Regions from separate parts of the Homo sapiens genome. Here region 2 is linked to region 1. The links are chromatin loops, found by intact Hi-C in ENCODE. Cell type or tissue: IMR-90. All regions are shown on one strand. Links, peaks and the distances in the headings refer to the core of each region. The heading gives the core; the rest is flanking DNA.

Region 1 (4,407 bases), core at 314-4,313:
GTAGAGTGGCTTACACCTGTAATCCCAGCACTTTGGGAGGCCAATGCAGAAGCCTCTCTTGAGTCCAGGAGTTTGAGACCAGCCTTCACAACATAGTGATGTCCCATCTCTACAAAAAAGATGAAAGCTAGCCAGGGCTGGTGGCAAGTACCTGTAGTCCCAGCTACTTCAGAGGCTGAGGTGGGAGGATTGCTTGAGCCCAGGAGTTCCAGACAAGGCTGAGCAACATAATGAGACATCATCTCTACAAGAAAATAAAAAATCAGGTGGGCTTAGTGCCATGCAGCTGTAGTTCCAGCTACTTGGGAGGCTAAGGCAGGAGGATCACTTGAGCCAGGGAGGTCAAGTTTGTAAGTGAGCTATGATCATGCCACTGCACTCCAACCTGGGTGACAGAGAGAGATCCTGTCTCTTATTTAAAAAAGTATGTGTGTGTGTGTGTATATATATATATATATATATGTATGTGTGTGTATATATATACACACATATATATATACATATATACACATATATACATATATACGTACATATATACATATATATACATATATACATATATACGTATATATACATATATACATATATATGTATATATACATATATACATACATACATATATACATACATATGTACATATATACATATATACGTATATATGTGTATATATAACATAAATATCTGTTATTATATATTTTTATTTATATATTTCATAATATATAAATATATATTATAATTATATATAACATATTATAAAATATAATTTTAGCCTTCTCCTCTACGCTGATGTAAATCTCTGGATTCATTTCCAGTATTTGCTTTCTTTGAAGAAAACTGCCTTATGTTTAGTTTCTGGTTAAGATATTTCCACTGCTTGTTAAGCCACCTTCCCTGACGCTTGCCTAATATAGACTATTCTCTTAATGTACAACATGTGGGAAAGAGGGGTCATGCTGCTTCCAGGAGATGTGCATGTGGTTCTGGAGTATTAAACTCTCTGCTCAGCAGATATCAAAGGCAGTAATTTAAGGAACAAAACACCTACTTTCTTCCGCAGTCATAAAGAGTTGAAGTAGGCCCAGTCACTTAAATCCAAGTTGATGAACTTAGACATCACATGTGTTACCTGTAAGGTGGGAAGTCCAGCTGGTAATGGCCTGTGTCAACAACAAGGAAGGGAGGGGATGGATCGGGGGAGTGACTGGGAAGACTCCTTGGAAAATATCAGTTGATCATGGAGTTCTAAAACTATGACTGATGCAATTCTAAAGGCCTAAAGAAATTTCTCTGGGTTTGAAAGTAAGTGATAGCTGGTGACAGGGGACATTAGTGACCTCTTTGGAGAACTTTAGGGAAAGAGCATAGTTTAGGAATAGAAAACAAAAAGTCCAACTCTTAAACATTCTGACCTTTGTTTCTGACCCCAGAGTTGCAACATGTTTCGGGCATCCAGCAGGCTTTCTGTTCTTGCAAAGCCCATTTTTCTCCTCCAACAAACATCATTTCTTTTGCCGCTGGCAGATCAAGTCCCTCCTCAAACATGAAGATTGGCCAGCTGCTCTCAGCAATCTCTTTGCCATTTATTCACAAAACTTACAAAACTGGTGCACATTTGGTGAAGACACCAGTCCCTGTGCTAGGCACATTACATTTGTCATCTCAATGGACCCTCTCAGCAGCCTCAAGACCTGGTACCTTATTGTTGTTTTAATAAGAAAACTTGGGCTTAAGTAGGTTAAGTCAACTTGTACAGTGGATCTGGGATTCAAACTCATGCACACTAAATCTTGGCCTGTGACTTAAACACATTTCACTGTGATACTGCATTACCTCTACACTAATAATTAGAACTGGCTCTTTAGAAATTAATTACCCACTCATTGCTTTTAACATAGTTTTTATTTTCTACATCACTGTAATGCTAGTTAAATCTCTTCTGCTAACCTGGCTCCAAGCTTCTAATTAGAAGGCTCATGTCTCTTCCTTCTTCACCATCTCCCTTCCCTGGCATCCCCGGCCTGCAACCACATTACAATGACGCTAGCATAGTGGGTCCTTCCAAGTCCATTCTTCCTTTGGAGCCCTGTCTAATTGCTCATCTAAAACAAATTTCCTTCAGAATTGCACTTCTGTCTGCATCCTTCTCTCCGCCGAGCCGCAAGGAGCCCAGGAGGCAATGCGAAGCAATTATTCCCTGTGTATATACAGACACTCAGTGCAGCTGGGCTGCAAATCCAGTTTATTATCTTAAGAAGAGGATCTGGTTTAGCCTAAGTTTACATCTCATCTGCCTCCCATTCATTAGATGGGCTCCAGGGCTCGGCTTACATTGCATAAACTCAGCTGGTATGTATACAATGCCAGCAATATGGAGGAGGCTAACATGTGTTGAATACATCTACTGTGTCTTAGGTCTCTGAAGGTCACTCACTAAAGTAATAGATGGTGCTAGTGTTAGTGGCTGAAGGTCAAGTCATCTTGCTTTTCATAATGCATAAACCTGAAACTCACTCAGACACCAATCATATGACCTAAACCTTGGAACAAATATTTTACTAAGTAAATCAGTGAGCATGCTGGCATTTCTATTAACCTTCAATGCACTGCTGACAGAAAATGAATAATGATAAATAATAACTCAAGCCTGTAAATCATGCTTAGCATCAGAAGCAAAAAAAAAAAAAAAAAAAAAAGCTTGTGTGTGATACCATCTGTTAGGGGGAGAACAGCAGGGACTTGAGGGGAGAGGTGAGAGAAGGGAGAGTGAATGCTGTTGGCTGGGGTAAGCACTTTTGGATTCAATAAACTGACCAAGAAAGGGTAAGTCACTTCTGGACAGGATTGATGGTGTGAGGAAAATCCCTTTTCCTCCTGTCTTCTGTTTGATGGGCATTAGCTTCTGACTTTCATCTTCCTCTCTTGCATGTTTCCTCTTTTTCCTCATCTTCTGCCCCATTAAATCTGTTTCCACTCTATCCACTGGGTTTCTGGGTCATTTGGAAAGGAGTCCCCTAACTAAGCCAAACCCTCTTGGGGGCATTCTTCTCCTCTCCCCACCTCCTACTTGAAGCATTTGGTTCTTATTCCCCCAGTGATGGAGGTAGGAGCTGGATCACTGCCCTGGAGTTGCCACCCTTCCTCAAAAACACCTCTGCAAGGACCCAGGCAGAGGGACCTCCAGCACATTCTAGAATAATGCATTTGGATTCCAAACAGGATAACAAAACAGAAATGACTCCCGGGTGTATAAGGTGTGAGGGATAGTGAAGTCTTGAAGCGAAGTTTCCCCTTAGAAGGAAACTCTCAGTGCCCTTGGGTGGGGGAAGTTCTAGAAGTTGATGCTTGACATTTAGGAGTATCTCCTTCTGGGGTGGGAGCCTGCATTTCCATTTTTATTCATCTCGTTCCTCATCCCTTCATTGGGGCCAAGTTGGCATTGCCTTCAGATGCATTCTAATCAAGAAACAGACAAATATATGTTTTATGATCAAATTTCTTGGAATAAAAATTCATCTATATGATTTTTTTGTTGTTGATTCTATGAGCCTGCCAAGTGTCAGGGCAGCCCTGGTCTAGATTCATTGGAAAGTCTGACTGGAGGTCACACTGACCCTTTCTCTTTTCCAGACGACCCAGACAGCAGGCTGCTCAAGGGGAAGCCAGGGCTGTCAACCAGGCTTTCCATCTCAGAACCCTGTATCTGTTTCTCCACAAGAAGTGGGGACCAGCCATCCCTGTAAAGGTGCCAGCTCACTGGCTGAAGGGAATATTATTGATTATAATGTGGAGCCCTAAGGGCTCTGTCCATGCAGGCTATTTTGTGAGTTAAATTATTCTTCTGCTTGGGAATGATGCAACCAAAGAGAGAATGCGTTTCTTTTGTGGTCTGTGACATGAACCTTCTTTGAATGCCAGTACTTCAAAGTCATTCTGCCCTCTTCAAGATCAGAGTGATGTTGATAAACCAGACAGTGGAATGAAAGAAAAGTAGTTGGAGAAGCTCAAAGAAAATTTGGCTTTTGCCTTTTCTTTATTTGCTGTTGGATCCATTTCCCCATTTGGATTTGGGGCCTCAGAAAAGAATTAGTAAGAAAATGAAGCTGAAGAGCCCTGAGTTTACAGTGGGAAGCTTATTGCAAGGCCACTCCTAAGCTGAGTAACCCTGGGCAAATTGAATCTCCCTCTTGACCTCAGTTTCCCCTTTCATAAAGTTGTCTGACATTGTGACTATGTGTGGTGGACTTCCTCCCCATTGGCTTTCCCCCATCCCTCTCTCCCTATTTCTTTACCTTCCCCACTTTTTTAATTAGAGGGGAAAGTAGATGAAAAAATAAAATGAAAGGAAAAGCAGAAAATTAGCATTTTCTCAGCTGCACATTTCAGTTATTAATATTGCAATTTGAGGTA
Region 2 (4,407 bases), core at 156-4,155, 57 kb before region 1:
GTAATTTTTGTGCTGCCAGCATTTTCCCCACCAATAACTTCTGATGATTCTTATTCTTTTAATATAGTGATCTCTGCTGCAGATCCTCCAGGATCTAAGTATTTGGCAAACCTGCTCTTCTGACTTGGCTTGAGAGTGATTTATAATGGGAGAGGAGAGCTAGCTTCTCAGTAACACTGTGTAAATAGTTTCATAAATATTACTCTCAGGCATTATTTTGAAATGTTAGTTCTCTTGACAGTCTGCCAAAGTCAAATATTTCTTGTAAATAAAAATCCATGGCCAAGCCTCTTGCCCAGTGAAAGTAACAGGTGGTAATGAAGCTCACCTGGTGGGGGAGCCTGGCTTGATTAGCTCCAGCCCAAAAGTGAAGGTTAACTGGCATTAGGCATGATGTATGATGATGGGGGTGTATGTGATCTTTAATCCAGCCTTCCAGCCTACTAATGGGAGATATATGCATTTAATGGCTCTTAATACATTGGCTCGTAGTTAAGCATTTTCAAATAACGTGAGACTTGATAAGTGCGTTCATTAAAATATCTGACAAAAATTATTTGATAAAGAAGTCAATGGCACATATAGGCTCTGAGTATGCTTCCCACTGAAAATTCCTTGGAGTCCCTGGCAGGGTGGTAAATCAACTATGGTGTTGGTCTCCCTCTCCAAACGCCTTGAGTCAATGATGAAATGGAAGGAGAATTCTGGTGTCTCAGTGACCCAAGTTGAGCCTGAAATTTGAGAATGACAGGGCCCAGAGTAGGTGTTTTTGTGGTAACCTACACTGGGGAATGTCGAGATAAGTTTGGGCCACATATGCGGCTCCATCTTGGCTTCAGCCACTTTCTGCTCTGGTTTTGTGTTTGGTGACTGGAAATGACCCTTTCAATAGAATATCTCCTTCTGGGGGACCTGCCTGAATGCAATGATGGTGTCAACTTATGTCAGGACCCATGGGCCCTCCCCATGCACACAGCACTCTTGGAATCTCATCCTTTTCCATGACTCTGGCTCACACTTCCACAGCATTTACTCCTAAATATGTCTTTCTAACTGGTGCTGCCTCATACACTGATAGTAACCACTGGAATGTGTATATTCTAGTCTGAAGGAAGCTGCTTGCTCCCGTCAGTCCTGTTCTCTGCTGGGTTCCCTATTCTGTCCATGGTTCTGCTGTTCTCTTGGAGGCCCAGCCTCTAAATCTCAGCATGACTTTGACTTCTTTTTCTTCATTCCCCATAACCCAGCAGTCAGCAAGACCTGTTCTTACATGAGAACTCTTATATTTGTCCTCCACTTTTATTTTTACAATAATGTTTCTATAATTTATTTATTTATTGTTTGTTTGTTTTGAGACAGAGTCTTTCTCTGCTGCCCAAGCTGGAGTGTGGTGGTGCCATCTCGGCTCACTGCAGCTTCCACCTCCTGGGTTCAAGCAATTCTCCTGCCTCCGCCTCCCAAGTAGCAGGGATTACAAGCCTGTACCATCACACCCAGCTAATTTTTGTGTTTTTAATAGATACAGGGATTTGCCATGTTGGCCACTCTGGTCTCCAACTCCTGACCAGAAATGATCTGGCTGCCTCGGCCTCCCAAAATGCTGGAATTACAGGTGTGAGCCATCATGCCTGGCCAATTTTTTTTTTTTAATTACACATGATCCTCAAAATTTTCAAGCAGTTCACAAAGTATAAAGAAAAAATATACAACCAAAACAGATAATTTAAAAATATCCAAATCATACTGTCCAAAAATATTTCATAAAATTAGATGCCAGTCTTCTAGACTTATCTTGATGCACAAATACAGATGGATGGAAAAATGGATGGATGAAAGAAAAAATTGTATATAACAGGATTATGCTATGTTGTTTTAATAAAAACAATGTTATTTTAACAAGAATAAAAGAAGAAAAATGAAGAGAGCTGTTTAACTTTAGCTGTTTCTCTACCACAAGAGATATAAATGCCTAAATTATCCATGGTTAAAAAAATATGAACATCCAACTGTAAAAGATTGTGGAAGTATTATACTTTTTAAAATTCCACATTGATTTTATAGTGATGATTGAATTCATGCTAAGAGAGATGGGTCAGTAGCCCTTTAAGTATCCTTTAAGTATGCCTGTCAAGACACCTACCCCCGCATTCCAAGCATACTTACCAAGAGTTATGACATCTACATTCTGTAATCATGATGTCCCTAGTAGAATTGTCTTAGTTCTTTATTTACATTAACTTATTGCTCACTAACAGTCATTTCTCTGGAGTGTCTCTATTTCTGAGTGTTTTGTTTTGATTCTTGCCACTAAGTTGGATTTGATCTTGGAGTACTTTTCTTCTTAAGAAGGAATTTCAGTCCTGTAATCTCTGAGTGTTTTGCATGCCAGGGTCACACTTTCACTCTCTCAGCAAGTTTTAGATGTTGCACCACTGGTTTCTACCGTCGGGTACAGCATACTTTTTAAATTACATAGTGCCATTCTTTTTCATTTGGCTAGATTTCATCATTGGGTAATTTTATTCCTAGACTATCCACCCCGAAAAAAGAGCTAAAAAGTGTATGTCAAGTTATATTTGAAAATGTCTTCATGTTTCTCCTCTACTTGAATAACAGCTTGGCTTATTGTTATGTTCGTATGTTTTATTTTTTTCTGCAATGTTTAAAGACATAGTTCCTTTATCTATTATAGAAATCAGAGATTCCTTTGTCTTTTGTTAACCTCAATCATTATTTATGTGTTTGTATATTTTACCACAAGATGTATTACAAAAATAGAGAAAAACACATCACATACCTGATATAATCAACACTCACCTTTAGCAACTTTTAGTGTTTTGATTTATTTACTTTGAATATCTTTGTTCCATAAAACATTCAAAGTAAATAAAGAGGCTGGGCACGGTGGCTCACACCTGTAATCTCTAGCACTTTTGGAGGCCAAGGTGGGCAGATCACCTGAGGTCAGGAGTTCGAGACCAACCTGGCCAATATGGTGAAACCACGTCTGTACTAAAAATCCCAAATTAGCCAGGCGTGGTGACGCATGCCTGTAATCCGAGATACTCAGGAAGCTGAGGCACAAGAATCGCTTGAACCCTGGAGGTGGAGGTTGCAGTGAGCCGAGATTGCGCCATTGCACTCCAGCCTGGAAGACAGAGTGAGACTCTGCCTCAGTAAACAAAACAAAACAAAATAAAAAACAAACACAACAAAGTAAATAAAGGCCCTATAATAAGGTCACCTAAGATGGTGCACCTTCTTTTTTTTAATCTTTTTTTGGGTGGGTCGGGGGGCGGGGAGGACAGAGTCTCACTCTGTCGGCTAGGCTGGAGTACTGTGGCATAATCTCGGCTCACTGCAACCTCCGTCTCCTGGGCTCAAGTGATTCTCCTGCCTCAGCCTCCCAAGTAGCTGGGGTTACAGGCATGTGCCACCACACCCATCTAATTTTTGTATTTTTAGTAGAGATGGGGTTTCAAGACGGTGTACCTTCTTAGGTGTACATAAGTACACCATCTTAGGTGTCCTTCCCTCATTTATTTCCCAATATCCCTCCACAGAGGAATCTACTGTCCTCATTTTAGTGTTTGCAATTCCTAAACATGATTTTATGGCCTTCTTATATATGTATATATACAGGAAATATATACTGTAATATTTTGCAGACTGTTTGAAGTTAATTTAAATGCCATCTTATTGAACTTATATTCCACACCTTGCTTTTTTCATCCAGCATTACCTCTGTAAAATGTGTTAATATCAATTAACAAATTTAGCTGGAGTTCAAATTTTTTCAATTTTCTTCTATGAATGGATATTTAGTTTGTTTCCAGTTTTTCACTACTATTTGCTACAGCAAGTAATATTGTAGCAAATAATTTTGTTCATTTGTTGTCCTTGATATGTGTGAGAATTTCTTCATGATATACATTCAGAGATGGATTTGAAGTCATATGTGGGCTGTTTGTGTCTTTAATTTTATTTAACATTGACAAATATCTAGAAAAATGTTATACCACCACCAGGACCGTATACTTCCCAATATTTCGTATTCACACCAGCACTTCGTACTTTCGTACTTTTTCATATTTTCACATCTAAAAGACATCTAAATGGTACCTTAATACTAGTTTTTAGTTTTTTTTTTAACATTTTCCTGAGTACTGAGATTGAAAATCTTTTCAAATGTCTAGTGATCCTCTAAAGTTATTCTTTAATAATCTAGCTGATCATATCAATTGCCCACTTTGCTGCAGGGTTGATTTTTATCCTTTTCTCCTTGATTCTTAAGGATAATTTATATGTGCTGGATTCCTATTCATTGTTAGTTTAATGTGTGGCAAATGTCTTTCTTGATTCTCTATCTGATTTTTAAATATTTTGTGTGTTATCTTTGTAACATAG

What was found. Peaks named below come from ENCODE experiments on the same cell type or tissue, not always from the same donor. Only the 100,000 strongest peaks of a DNase experiment are listed, where the experiment ranks them.
Region 2: a loop joins it to region 1, with 4 times the contacts of the local background. A loop is called at or near these places in 1 of 110 quality-filtered maps.

What each region holds. Positions count from the first base shown.
Region 1 is chr10:76,638,679-76,643,085 of GRCh38, forward strand. No RefSeq gene overlaps it. Among named protein-coding and RNA genes, the nearest start is that of KCNMA1-AS1, 250 kb to the right of the region's middle. In IMR-90, for the core only: no CTCF peak of the experiment used is centred there; a DNase peak (open chromatin) is centred at 2,303; H3K27ac peaks cover 893 bases.
Region 2 is chr10:76,581,629-76,586,035 of GRCh38, forward strand. No RefSeq gene overlaps it. Among named protein-coding and RNA genes, the nearest start is that of KCNMA1-AS1, 300 kb to the right of the region's middle. In IMR-90, for the core only: no CTCF peak of the experiment used is centred there; DNase peaks (open chromatin) are centred at 1,103 and 2,283; H3K27ac peaks cover 632 bases.